Linked DNA regions of Homo sapiens: region 1 is linked to region 2. The links are chromatin loops, found by intact Hi-C in ENCODE. Cell type or tissue: CD14-positive monocyte. All regions are shown on one strand. Links, peaks and the distances in the headings refer to the core of each region. The heading gives the core; the rest is flanking DNA.

Region 1 (6,542 bases), core at 1,485-5,484, 81 kb before region 2:
ATGAAAAGCTAATAGCAATTGCACAGAAAACTTAGCTCTGAGGAGCAAAAGTAAAGAGGAAGTTATGTAACTGTCATTGCCTGCCTAAAGGAAGCTTATTAGGTCATCAAAAGAAGAAATTAAACTTCCTAAACTTCTTACGTTAACTTAAAAAACAGCAAGTTGTAAAAATCAGAAGTTAAAAAATGAAACTGGATTAAAAATCAAGCAGGGTTTTTTTCCTTTAAATTCAAAAAGGTCTTAAGGCTCCTAATAAATTACCCACTCACACAAAAAACTGCCAAGGCTCTAAGGAAATGGAGAAGAAAGTATCAGGCTGTTGTACATTGCATATGTACTTTACGAACCCTTTTGTCATCAGGTCAAAGGTCTTCCTGAGTTTCCAAAATGTATTAACACATTCACTTCTTACTACATTCTCTGTTACTTTATAATTTTTTTCCTTAAAGATAGTTTAAATACTTACATTTATTTTTAAAAATAGGATTTATTTTAAGAATTAGACAGACAATACAGGAAAAATGGGTTCTATAATTGAGAGTAAGAAATACATTAGAAACTAGTATGAATGGCAAGAAAGGGGTGAGACAGCAAACATACCTTGGAACAGCTCCTAAAACAATGAGATTGGCTTTCTGCTTGTTGTTTCCAATTACAGCATTTTTCATGTCTCTGAATTAAGGGGAAGAAAAAATAAAGTATGTTGAGACAGCACTGAAGAAAAATCAAAGATCATTCTACTTCATTATGCAATATCTTAGATTTGACAAAGTAAAAGCACTAACCTTTTTTCACCTAAAGTACTAATGAAGGGATAGAGATAGGTGCAGAGTGAATGTGGGGGCTGTAAAACGGCGTATTGTAGAAAGTGAGAGATATCCTGAGTACTGGCGAAAGACTTCCAGTACAGAATTGAGTTCTTCTAGAAAGGGTACCTACCAATACTTTGGATACAAAGGAATACAGGCCACCCTCACGCTCAGCTCTAAGAGTAGGGAGTGAGTTAAACGAACAACAACAACAACAGAAAAAACAGCCCACAGAACATTAACTCCTTGTTTCAATGATCACACTTTGTTCACTTTTTTTTTTACTTCTTTATATATTATTTCTTACAATTCCATTTTATCTGCTTTATTGTCTTACTAACTGTACTCCTTTGTTATTTTCCAATGCATCTTTTAATTTATCACAGTCAGTCTTCAAGTGATATTAGCCCATTGCACATGTATTTTAAGAGCCTTGCATATGTATTTCCACTTTCCCATTCATTTTTTGGGCTGCTGTTATACAATATTTTTAAATTGCTTAGAAACAACATAATACATTGTTACTATTTTTGCTTAAGCAGCCAGTTATCTCTTAAGGCGATTTAAAAAATAACAAAGAATCTTTTACATTTCTCAGATATTCACAGTATTTTTTATTCTAGCTATACAGAGCTCTATACTTCACCAGGAGCAAAACTCTATTCCACAATAAGAGAACCTCTACCACTGATCACTTGGCTCACAAATTTGTGGTTGGTTCAAAAGGAAATGTAGAGAAAAAATAAATAGCTCAAAATAAACCCAGTACTACTAATAAAATGTTTAAAAAAACTTCCCTGGCCGGGCACGGTGACTCACACCTGTAATCCCAGCTCTTTGGGAGGCCTAGGCAGGCAGATTGCTTGAACTCAGGAGTTCAAGATCAGACTGAACAACATGGCGAAACTCCATCTCTACAAATAATACAAAAATTAGCCAGGTGTGGTGGCACGCACTTGTGGTCCCAGCTACCTGGGGGGCTAAGGTAGGAGGATCACTTCAGCTGGGGAGGTGGAGGTTGCAGTGAGCAGAGATCGCGCCACTGCACCCCAGTCAGGGTGACAGAACGAGACTCCATCTCAAAAAAAAAAAAAAGAAAAAAAAATCAACAAATAAATGTTATAGTCAGCATACATTTCTAACACCAATCATATTTACTGGCATTAAAGAACCTGGTAACGATTAACCCTTGTCTTCAATTGCCTTTTTTGATTATTGCAGAAAAATACTGCAACAACTAGTGATGTGCTAAAAGCAGATTTTCCCTACAAGTTTCTGAATGGCATTTTTACAAGTCAAGCCAAATACTGAGAATGCCTGGTCTTTCTTCCATTAGCTCAGTGCCTGAGGGTAGGGCTTTTTTTCCAGGCCTGACCTATCCCTCTGTAAAGTATCCCTCAGATCTTCTATATGGTTTACAAGAAATAAGTAGCAATTTTTTTGTTGTTGTTTATGGGACTGAACTGAATGAAGTTTACTGAGGTTGTTAGCAAGTTCTGATACATGAATATAAAACTATATGATATCAAAGGATCAATTAGCAAAGTTAAAGTTAGTAAGAGATTTCTAAGCTCCCGCATCCTCATGGATGCCTGTTTTCTTTAGAGGCTTTAGTTCCTAATCATCAGCATATGGACCTTAACCTACCAGCTTGTTGTTCACTTTCATTGTCTTCCTTTCTCTTAATGTGTTCTGCCTATACTAATGTAGAACATTCATTTATCCAGCCCCTACCTACTTAGAGTCTGTGTAGGCTAAGTGCCATTCTGAATGCTTTCTATTCCAGAACTCCCAACCCTAATATTTCCCCAGTTTTTCCTCTCCATTCTTCTTAAGCAGAAATGAGCGGTCCCTAACATTACCAAATGAACCCATTCCAAACATCTCAAACCATGCCATGTTTTTACAGACAAGAGCAAACAAAAACCTGTCCAACACCAATTTTCTAATTCTCTTAATAGTTTACAAAAAGGACATGAAGGAGGTAACTGATGGCAACAGAGGAAATGCCAACTAAAGAGAACACAATACAATGGAACAATGTCTAAAGAAAAAGATTCTCGCTTTGGCTTTAGTAAGTAAATATACCTGTGCTAGATAAGGAAAAAAAGATGTTAATAAATTCTATTCAATTGTTGCTATAAAGGAATGTTAATAGATCACTTCCATGAAGAATTAAAATCAAAAGGATTAACAGGATTAAGCAATCAATTTCAGATGACAACATTCAGCCATCTAGATGAAGCTTCTTTCAGTTCCCAGAGTGTAGTTATTCTTTCTCCGTCATCTCCTTATCCCCTCCCTCATACTTTCCCCTGACTAGCTTTACTCATCCTTCAGGTCTGAATGTCACTTCCTCAGGAAGCATGCCCTGAAACCCCCAGGTCATCACTTTGTTAGAGTAAAAGTCTATCTCCTCCTGAGAGGCAAGAAAGCCAATCTGACCTGGAAATATCAAAGCAGTTACTGTCAGTAGATCATTATTTATAGTGATTCTAGATATCCATTATTTTTGTAAAATGCAAACTCACAGCTATCATCCAAGATGGGAACACAACAACACTATCCAAGATTTCTACATTACTTTCAAATTTACAAAGCATTCCATATCCACTACTTAATTTCATCTTCATCATAATCTAGAGTAATATTAACTCCATTTTACAGAGAGAAAGCTACAACTCAGGATTGGCCTTTTTTCAGAACCCAATATTAAATGACAGAGCCAGTCTCAACCCATGTCTTTTATGCCAACTGTTTTTTCCATTATGGCCAGGACATCAGACATTGACAACGAACCAATGGAAAAGACAAATGAATTCAGTGAATTCATTTTCTTTTTCCTTCTGTGTTTTAATGTTACATTTTTATGCAAAATAAAAGTGTTTCTAACTTTTAGTCAGATACCCTTTTCCCAGTAGACCAAAAGAATGTCATCTCATGCCCACTAACTTTTAATGTTGGGAAAAATGCTCTACTTACTTTTACTGAAATTCAACAACTAGTTTTTGAGCTCAGCATTGTGCTAGCCTCTATGAAGTATACGAAAGTATCACACAATGGGATGCCTGGTCTGAGGAGTTCACAATATCCGTGGAGTGGCAAAAATAACACTATCAATGTAAGTCAGTACTAAATTAAAAACTGAATGTTTATAAGGTAAAGAAAAGTAGATGCTCAATAAGCTTAAAAGGTTTTGAGGCAATGGTTAAGAACTAAGATAAACCTTAGACAATAGTCAGGACTTGGATAAGCAGATGGGAGGACAAAAGGAGAAATCGTTCATACAAGACCATATTGGAAATGAAAATGGCATGTTCCTGGGGCAATACAAGGAGCCTGAACTGAAAAACAAGTTCGCTTTAGGGTGGCATGGAACATAAAGTTAGAAAAGTGATAGGGAGATGAGACAAACTAAAGGGAGATGGATTAAGGAGCAATCATATTTTTGATCACAGAAGGGGCATGAAGGAAGCAGTGACTAAGGAAAATAAGCTGAATGTGAAATGGAATGCTTATAATATTAGTTAAGAGGGACAACTAAGTGGCTGATGCCCCCCCTTGTGATCTCCAGACCCCTATGCTTATCTTTAACATAGCATTCATTAGGTAAACTATCATGGATGGTCTCTTTAGTTATTTGACTATTTCATTAGACTTTTGGACCCTTCAGAGCACTGACTACATTATTCACCCTTATATACCCCCATACTAGCACAATGCTTGGTACTAGGCAGGCACTCAATAAATATTTGTTGAAGGACTTAATCAATCCATCTAGGTATCTGGTTATACAAAACTGATTAGTGGAGCAGCCAAAGGAATCATTAATACAAAGGTCATTTTGAGGAAGCAGTTAACAAGATGATTTAATAGGTACAAAAATGTGATATGTGACATGTCGAGTGACTACTTCATGTCTGGGCACATGGGTGCAGGAAACAACAGAAAGCTTAGAGAGAAGACAAGGATTGATTTTTGACTTTGTACACACTGAATTATCTTTGAGGTGAGATAAGAATAAGTAAGCCTTGGGGATATCCCACTTTTGGGGAGTGGGAGAAAAGAAGTCAATATTAAGATGTTACAAACATGCATTTGTTGAGAAAGATTTTCAGCCAAAATCTGGCTAAAATCTTAAATTTGCATGCTAATAAATGGACTTGATAAGCTCCCACATTTACACAGAGGTTAAACTTTCTACTTTACTTTCTTTGCTCTGAAAGAGATTTTTAGTGTGGCAGAGAAAAAGGGCTTGCATATTAAAATGTACAGTGCCTACCACAGCATATGTCTAAATTAGAGCATTATAAGCGTGATGAAAACCAAGAGAAAAAGCACTATATGTTGCTATTAAAATAACAGAAAAAAGAAAAAAAAAAAAAAAGGATCTAGACCTGCTGGAGAAACCATTTCAGTCAATCAAGTATGAATATATTTATTTCTAAATGGTCAAAAATAGCATACATTTTAACTGAAAGCCTAATATCACCTAAAAACAAAATTATCTTTAAAAGTATTGAAGACTGGAGACCCAAGCTAAAAAATCAATTACAGTCATGCTTCGCTTAACGACGAGGACACATTATTTGACGACGGGGATATGTTCTGAGAAATGCATCATTAGACAACTTTGTCCTTGTGTGAACATCATAGAGTGTACTTACACCAACTAGATGGTATAGCCTACTACACACTTAGACTATATGGTATAGTTTATTGCTTGTAGGCTGCAAACATGTACAGCATGTTACTGTACTGAATAATGTAGGCAACTGTAACACAATGGTAGGTAATGTGTAGCTAAACATATTTAAATACAAAAATACAGTATTATATTCTTACAGGGTCACTGACTTTAACTGTCTTTAACTGAAACATCATTGTGTAGAGCATGACTATATATCTATTTATTTTGAACCAGTATTTCACGTACCTGAAGCAGCTCTTTTCTGCTTCATATTTGGAATACTCTATGTGTATTTCTGGTCTAATTAGTATGAAGTAGCCAAAAACTACACTGGATACTGAAAACTACAATCTGAGTATAAAGTTTGATCTACTTATGAAAACTCACTGTTTATAAAACATTCATTTGTAAAATAAGAAAAAAACACATATCTGTGGGTAACTAGAATAAGGGCAACATGGTAAACAACTTACATTATTTGGACTGTGAGAATCACAAACATACACAATGCTCTGTCCCTGTAATTGTAATTATCATTTTTTGGAGAATGTAATATCCAGACATCCAAGTATGATAACCTTTCTGTTATCATGCATGGTTAAGGAATGAGGTATATTCATATTCCAACTAAAGTTATATGACAATGAATTCCACTGTCATTATTGAATTGCCAATTTTAAGAATTAGCTAATGATGATCTACTATTCAAACTAAAGTTATTTTTAACATAAGGCTTTGATTCAAGAGGCAGTTGGAAAACTTACAGCAAAATTCAGCTCAAATCAACTTGGGCATTTACTGAATATCAACTACATGTATAAACTGAAAAAACAGAATTGACTTTAATTTAGTTCATTCTTATAAACAAATTACTCTGTGATGTGGATTTTTGGAATATATGTAGTTTCAGATACAGTTCTGATTTGTATAAAACCATGAAAAGCAGCACTTTGGAAGTCCGAGGCGGGCGGATCACAAGGTCAGGAGTTCAAGACCAGCCTGGCCAACATAATGAAACCCCATCTCTACTTAAAAAAAAAAAA
Region 2 (6,542 bases), core at 1,103-5,102:
ACAGAACAATTAGACCAGTGGAACAGAAGAAAAAACTCAGAGACAGATTCAAATACGTACATATATATGACATGCATATGGAGACTTGCTGTGTGATAGCACTGGCATCACAACCCAACAGAGAAAACATGAAATGTTTTGTAGATAATGTTGTGGAAACAGTTTCTCTATAGGGAGAAAAGGAAAAGCCAATCTCCGTATCTTATCATGTACAAACGTGGACTCCAGATGAATGAATAAACTTAATTTAATCTATAAAATTATACAGAATGGCCGGGTGCAGTGGCTCATGCCTGTAATTCCAGCACTTTGGGAGGCTGAGCCAGGAAGATCACTTGAAATCAGGAGTTTGAGACCAGCTTGGCCAACATAGTGAAACCCTGTCTCTATTAATAAAACAAAAATTAGCTGGGTATGGTGATGTGTGCCTGTAATCCCAGCTACTTGGGAGGCTGAGACAGGAGAATTGCTTGAACCCAGGAGGTAGACATTGCAGTGAGCTGAGATTGTGCCACTGCACTCCAGCCTTGGTGATGGAGTAAGACTCCATTTAAAAAAAAAAATTATACAGGAAAAAGAAAAAATGTAGGAGAATATTTTTGTAATTTAGGAGTGAGGAAGGTCTTTTTCAAAAAGATCTCCAAGACACAAGTTATTCAACAAAATAACTCCTGTATTTATTACATCAAAATAAGAATATCTGTTAAATAGAAAGACAAACCAGGCGACATGTTGGGAGAAAATAGTTGCAATATTTAAAACCAACACTAGACTAATATCTATATTTTATAGGGAAGTTGTAGATTTACAATAAAAAGGAAGAGAATCCAACAGAAAGATGAGCAAATTACATGAAAAGGCAATTTACACAAGAGGAAACCAAAAAGCTAACTTTTTGTGAAGTGATACTTCAACTCATGAATTATCAGAGAAATGCCAATAGAACAACAGTGAGACGTCTCACAGGAACACTGGGGTACTGCTGACAATCTAGCAACTGGTCACTACCCCAAAATTTGCATGATGGGAACATAAATGGAAGGGCTATCATGGCAAAGACAGAGGCCATGTATTGGCCTAACAGCACAGACTCCCACTTACCAGGACCAAACTAACTACTGCTGTCTCTGAATGCCCAACTTGTCAGCAACAGAGATCAACATTAAGTCTCTGATATGGCATTATTTACTGAAGGGACCAAGTGGCTACTTGGTGCCAGATTGGTTGACCACATCACACCCCTTCTATTGTGTATTAATCAAGATTCTCCAGAGAAACAGAACCAATGGGATAGATGTAGATATATAAGAGGAGGTTTATTATGGGAATTGGCTTACCCAGTTATGGAGACCAAAAAGTGCCATGATCTGCCATCTGCATGCTGAAGACCAGGAAAGCTTGTGGTGTAATTCAGTCCAAGTCTGAAGGCCTGAGAACTGTGTGTTTATGGGGCTGTTGGGGCGGCACTGGGGAATGGTTAGGGGAGAGCCTGGAGTAAGTCCTAGAGTCTGAAGGCCCAAAACCAGGAGCTCCAATGTCTGAGAGCAGGAGAAGATGGATGTCCCAGTTCACAAACAGAGAGAGAAAGAGAGAGAGAGAAAGGGAAGTCACCCTTCCTTAGCCTTTTTGTTCTGTTTAGGCTCTTAACAGATTGGATGATGCCCACCCACATTGGTGAGGGTGGATCTTCTTAGTCTACTGATTCAAATGCTAATTTCTTCTGGAATCACCCTCACAGACACACCTGGAAATAATGTTTTACCAGCTATCTGGGCATCCTTTAGCCTAGTCAAGTTGGCACATAAAATTAACCATCACACCTTGAAAGAGCCAATGGTTCATCCCCACAGGAATGAAAATTCCTGATATGAATTTTCCTTTCCTTCCTGTAACACCTCAGCTACAGCACTATCTGAGGGTTATGAAATGCCTGGTACACAGGCATGGAATCTCATATAACATAGAATTTGACCACCATTTTACAGTGAGGAGTGGGCCCATGACCAGGGGATCCACTGGTTGTATCACATATCACACCACCCAGAGGCAACTTTCTGGAATGGCCTTCTAAAAGTGCAACTGAAGTGCTTGCTTGGAGGAAATACTCTGAAAGAGTGGGATGCCATCCTTCAGGACACAACATATTTATGTCTATCCAGAGTTGTGTATTGGGTGCCTTGTTCCCAGTAGGAAGGATACAGGCATTAAGGAGGTGTAAATAGGAGTGGCCCCACTAATCCTCACTCCTAATGATCTACTAGGAGATTTTGTGTTTTTTATTCCTGAAACTCTGAGCTCTTCAGTGTTGGAGGTTCTTGTCCCAAATAGAGAAGATTCTTGCCAGGTGATACTGCAAGAGTCCCCCTGTATTACAAACTACTGCAGGGCATCTTGGACTCCTTGTGCTTTGGCACCAGCAAGTAAAAAATAGTTACACTGGTAGAAGTAATTAACCCTGATTGGCAAGAGGAGGTAAGGCTGCTCTCACACAATAGCAGCAGGGAGGAATAGATATGGTACCTATGAGATCCACTTTGGGCCTCTTGGTACTCCCTTGCCCCACTGTAACTGTGAACAGACATGTGCAGCAACCCTGAACTGAGAAAGTTACGACAATCAAGCATTTAGCACCTCAGGGAGGTGAGTTGCACAACCAGCTGAGCCACCAACCTCTGATGAGGAACCTTCTGAGGATGAAGGGAATTTAGAATGAATATTGAGAAGGGACAAGATGAGTTGCTGCTCGAGATCAACTAGAGTGACAGGGGCTGTAGTTCACATCAGTAACCTCCTTCTTGTTAGTTCCTCCCAGGAAGAAAGGCTTCTGGAACCTATGTGCAGAAGTAAATCTGTGAAGCTCAAGGGGTGCACTGTGGCAGTTGTGAGAATGTGCCTCACAGACCTCCAGCTAGAAAGAGCACAACAGACCAGGGGTCCTGGCTGCTGCTGCTGCACTATAAAATACATCACTGATTTTATGCTGAGGCCACTCCTTCCACAGGCATCCAGTGACTGGATGTGGCAAGAGTATTAAGGTAGACCCACTTTTGGGTGACGCAGAACGACTCTATGACTGACTGTTTTTTTTTTTTTTAGACGAAGTCTCACTCTGCCTCCCAGGCTGGAGTGCAATGGCGTGGTCTCGGCCCACTGCAACCTCCACCTCCTGGGTTCAAGCCATTCTCCTGCCTCAGCCTCCCGAGTAGCTGGGATTACAAGTGCCCACCACCACTCCTGGCTAATTTTTGTATTTTTAGTAGAGACGGGGTTTCACCATGTTAGCCAGGCTGGTCTTGAACTTCTGATCTCAGGTGATCCACCTGTCTCGGCCTCCCAAAGTGCTGGGATTACAGGTGTGAGCCACCGCGCCCAGCCTATATGACTGACTTTGGCTTGAGAACTCCCCAGTGATTATGCTGAACCTTCTTTAGACAAGGACAGCCTTAGACAAGCCAGCCTAGAATGCTTCCCTCAACTTTTCTCCGATCTTCATTGTGGCTTCACAACTGTCCCAGCCATACAAGGCTTTCTTCCTCTTTTTCTGAAATATGCATTTCCCCAATAAAACCTTGCACAGTTAATTTCATCATAGTGTCTGCTTCTCAGAGGACCTGAACTTTATAGCTTAGATGTGAGGGGTAAGAAGAAAGAAGAGTTAAGAATTAGCCTCTGGTTTCTGGCTTGGGCAACTGAGTGCATGGTGATTGTCAGTCACTGAGATAAGGAAGACCAGGGATCTCCATTTAAAGAGAAAAGACATAGCAAGAGGACAGAGTAGGGGTGTGTGGAAGGACAAAAGGAAGGAAAGGCAGAGAGGCCTCAGGTTAGGAGGACAGTTCCACTTGCTACAGGTTTCTGTTGCAGATGAAGTTACTCCTTCCCCACTGAAGCCTGGTCCCAGTTCTGTATATCTTAAGAACAGCTCTAATTTCACTCATGGCTCAAAAACAGATTCTCATAAAAACATGTGTAAGGGGATTGGACAGAAGAAACCTACCCTGGGGTTTCTGTCTTAGCATGGGCTGCTATAACAAAATACCACAGTTTGGGTGGCTTAAACAACAGACATTTATTGTAGCCACTTTCTCTCTATGTTGCTCACGTAGCCTTTCCATGGTGTATATGAAGAGAGAGAGAGAGAGAGAGATCTATCTTCCCCTTCTTCTCAGGGACCTATTCTAAACCTACTTACCTCCAAAGGCCCTGCCTCCAAACACCATCACATTGTGGGTTAGGGCTTCAACATATAGAGGGGCACAAACATTCAATCCATAACAGTTTCTTTCAGCCATATTGGAAAGTGCTCATTCTCAGACACTCAGGCTTTATAAAGTCCTGTGCCATGTGGACACTTAGCATAGATGACCCTAAGCTGATTTCTGTTCCTTACAGGAAAAAGGAACTAAACTCCGGCTTACAGAACTTAGCAAGGTCGCTTCAAATAGCCCCTCGCTCTCAGAAAGGTGCCACTCTTTTCTATAGGCTTCTTGCAGACCCTGTTCTTCAGTCTTTGAAAGTGGTGTCTGGGGCACAACTGGTTTATAGGGAACATTTATTAACTTTTTTCCCCTTATCTCCCTGACCTTATCCCCCACCTACTCTTTTATCTGCAAGTAAATTTAACAAAGAGGGGAAACTACATGTGTGAACACAATAATTTCCAGAACAAACCCGGAAATCAATTATTGATAGCTATGTAAAGTGTTGCAAACAGGGGCATGTTTGACTGCTGTGGCTGAGTGGAGAACAAAGAGCATTATCACCAGATACACAAGGCTAGATTCATTTCCCTGGAAATGCAGAACAGTTTAAAATATTGCTAAGGGACAAAGAGATTTTACTCCGGTGCTAACTCATTGATTTTTAGTGAAAAATACTTTTTAACAATTACTTTTTTCAGGATTTAATGTTGATAATGTCAGTCCTTAATGCATGTCAATTATTTTATTATTCCTCTATGGGTTTCCTAGTGTTATGCTATGGATTGTTCTTAGTCTGCAGTGAAATGCCTCTGTCCAGCCATCTCCTCTCCATTCATGTAAACCCAGCATTCCAGTCTTTGTTCCAACTTCAGAACAGTGGTGAAGGGAATTGGCATTGTTGATAAGATATCACTTTGTGTATTGGTTTTTCCCTGTTAATAACTGAATGCTTTAACAAGTTTATCAGCCCCGCTTGCTTAACAAATATGTTAAAACAGGAACTGTGGTTCCAAAGGCTCCAAAGTAAAGAGGACAAATATTGCTGGGTTGAAAATTTCCTTCTTGCAATAAATCTGAGTTCAAAGAAGCTATAGAATTAAGCATTGTGCTTTTCATGTGAAATTCAATTCGACAAACATTTATTGTTAAAAAAATTATTTTAACTTCCCCTTCTTAATACAGTGGGTCCTGTAGAAGGAGGAAGTTTAGTGCCAAACACTGAACTATTTTCAATTGAGGTTATCAGAGGTCATCCATAGGGCTGAAGAGTTGGGGAAATGTCTCCTCTTCTCCTCCAGTTCTATGGTTTTTCTCCCTGGTCTGCCCTTTTTTTTTTTTTTTTTAACACTAGTTCCAAACATCCAAGTATAATAGAAAAACGCTGAATTCAGAGGTTTTGTCTTATCCTGTTAATTTATTTGGGGCCACATCAATTCACATTTCCTAAGTTCTCATCAGTCAGCAACAATTGCCCAGGCTCCATAGTCTGTTGGATTGACCAAGTCTGGCTTACATTATAATGGAGGAAGCAAGAACTCTTCACACGACTCAGAAATTCCTAGGAAAGTAGACAACACCTGAATGCATATGTGACTGCCATCGCTGTATTCAGACACATCCATTGCTCAAAGACAAGTAGTTCTTTGTACATCTCTACTCAGATATCTACATTGGGGTTCCTAGGGGTTGCTTGGCTAGTTGGAGAAGGCCTGAGATTGTGTAGTGAAGAAATCCAGAAGAATTTTGAGCAGAGTTAGTGTCAAGGAGGGTCAGGGAGCAGGGACATTTCTTAGGGAAGGTGATATGTAGGAAAAGGTATGGACAAGTGACATCCTGGGTTAAGGTACTGATGTAAAATATGGTGCCAGGGTTCAGGGTCTCCTGAAGCCCATCCTTGGAGCTTCTAGGGATCTGTAAAGTCCAGGTTAAGAGCTGCTGCTGTGACACCTGCCTGAACAGACAGAAGTTAGTGTGGTATAGGCCAGGAAAGGCAGAAAGGGGTGCAGAAGGAAGGGAAAGTAGTTCTGTTTCTCAAACCAAAGGGAATGCTGAAGGATGGATGTTGGGGGCCCTGAGAAGTTCCAGGTAGAGTGGCTCAGATGACAGGAGGCCTTCTCAGAAAGACACAGGAAGGACTTTGGGCTATGAACCTACAGAGGCTCCAAGTACCAGTGACCTGGCTTCTGAACGCATCTCATCAACTCTTATACAGGGTTGAAGATTTCCCTCTTAAAAGTTCACTGGGGACCAGGCGCGGTGGCTCATGCCTGTAATCCCAGCACTTTGGGAGGCCAAAGTGGGCGGATCACTTGAGGTCAGGAGTTCGAGACCAGCCTGGCC

The links. Hi-C counts contacts between places; a loop is a spot of excess contacts. Peaks named below come from ENCODE experiments on the same cell type or tissue, not always from the same donor. Only the 100,000 strongest peaks of a DNase experiment are listed, where the experiment ranks them.
Region 1: a loop joins it to region 2, with 2.3 times the contacts of the local background. A loop is called at or near these places in 1 of 110 quality-filtered maps.

The regions. Positions count from the first base shown.
Region 1 is chr3:138,216,056-138,222,597 of GRCh38, reverse strand. ARMC8 (armadillo repeat containing 8) reads right to left here. Exons shown (of 22, transcript NM_001363941.2): 3 at 601-672. Among named protein-coding and RNA genes, the nearest start is that of ARMC8, 32 kb to the right of the region's middle. RefSeq lists a silencer at 3,099-3,168. In CD14-positive monocyte, for the core only: no CTCF peak of the experiment used is centred there; DNase peaks (open chromatin) are centred at 1,627 and 3,137; H3K27ac peaks cover 3,713 bases.
Region 2 is chr3:138,134,203-138,140,744 of GRCh38, reverse strand. No RefSeq gene overlaps it. Among named protein-coding and RNA genes, the nearest start is that of A4GNT, 5.1 kb to the right of the region's middle. In CD14-positive monocyte, for the core only: no CTCF peak of the experiment used is centred there; DNase peaks (open chromatin) are centred at 2,654, 3,524 and 4,384; H3K4me3 peaks cover 3,435 bases; H3K27ac peaks cover 4,000 bases.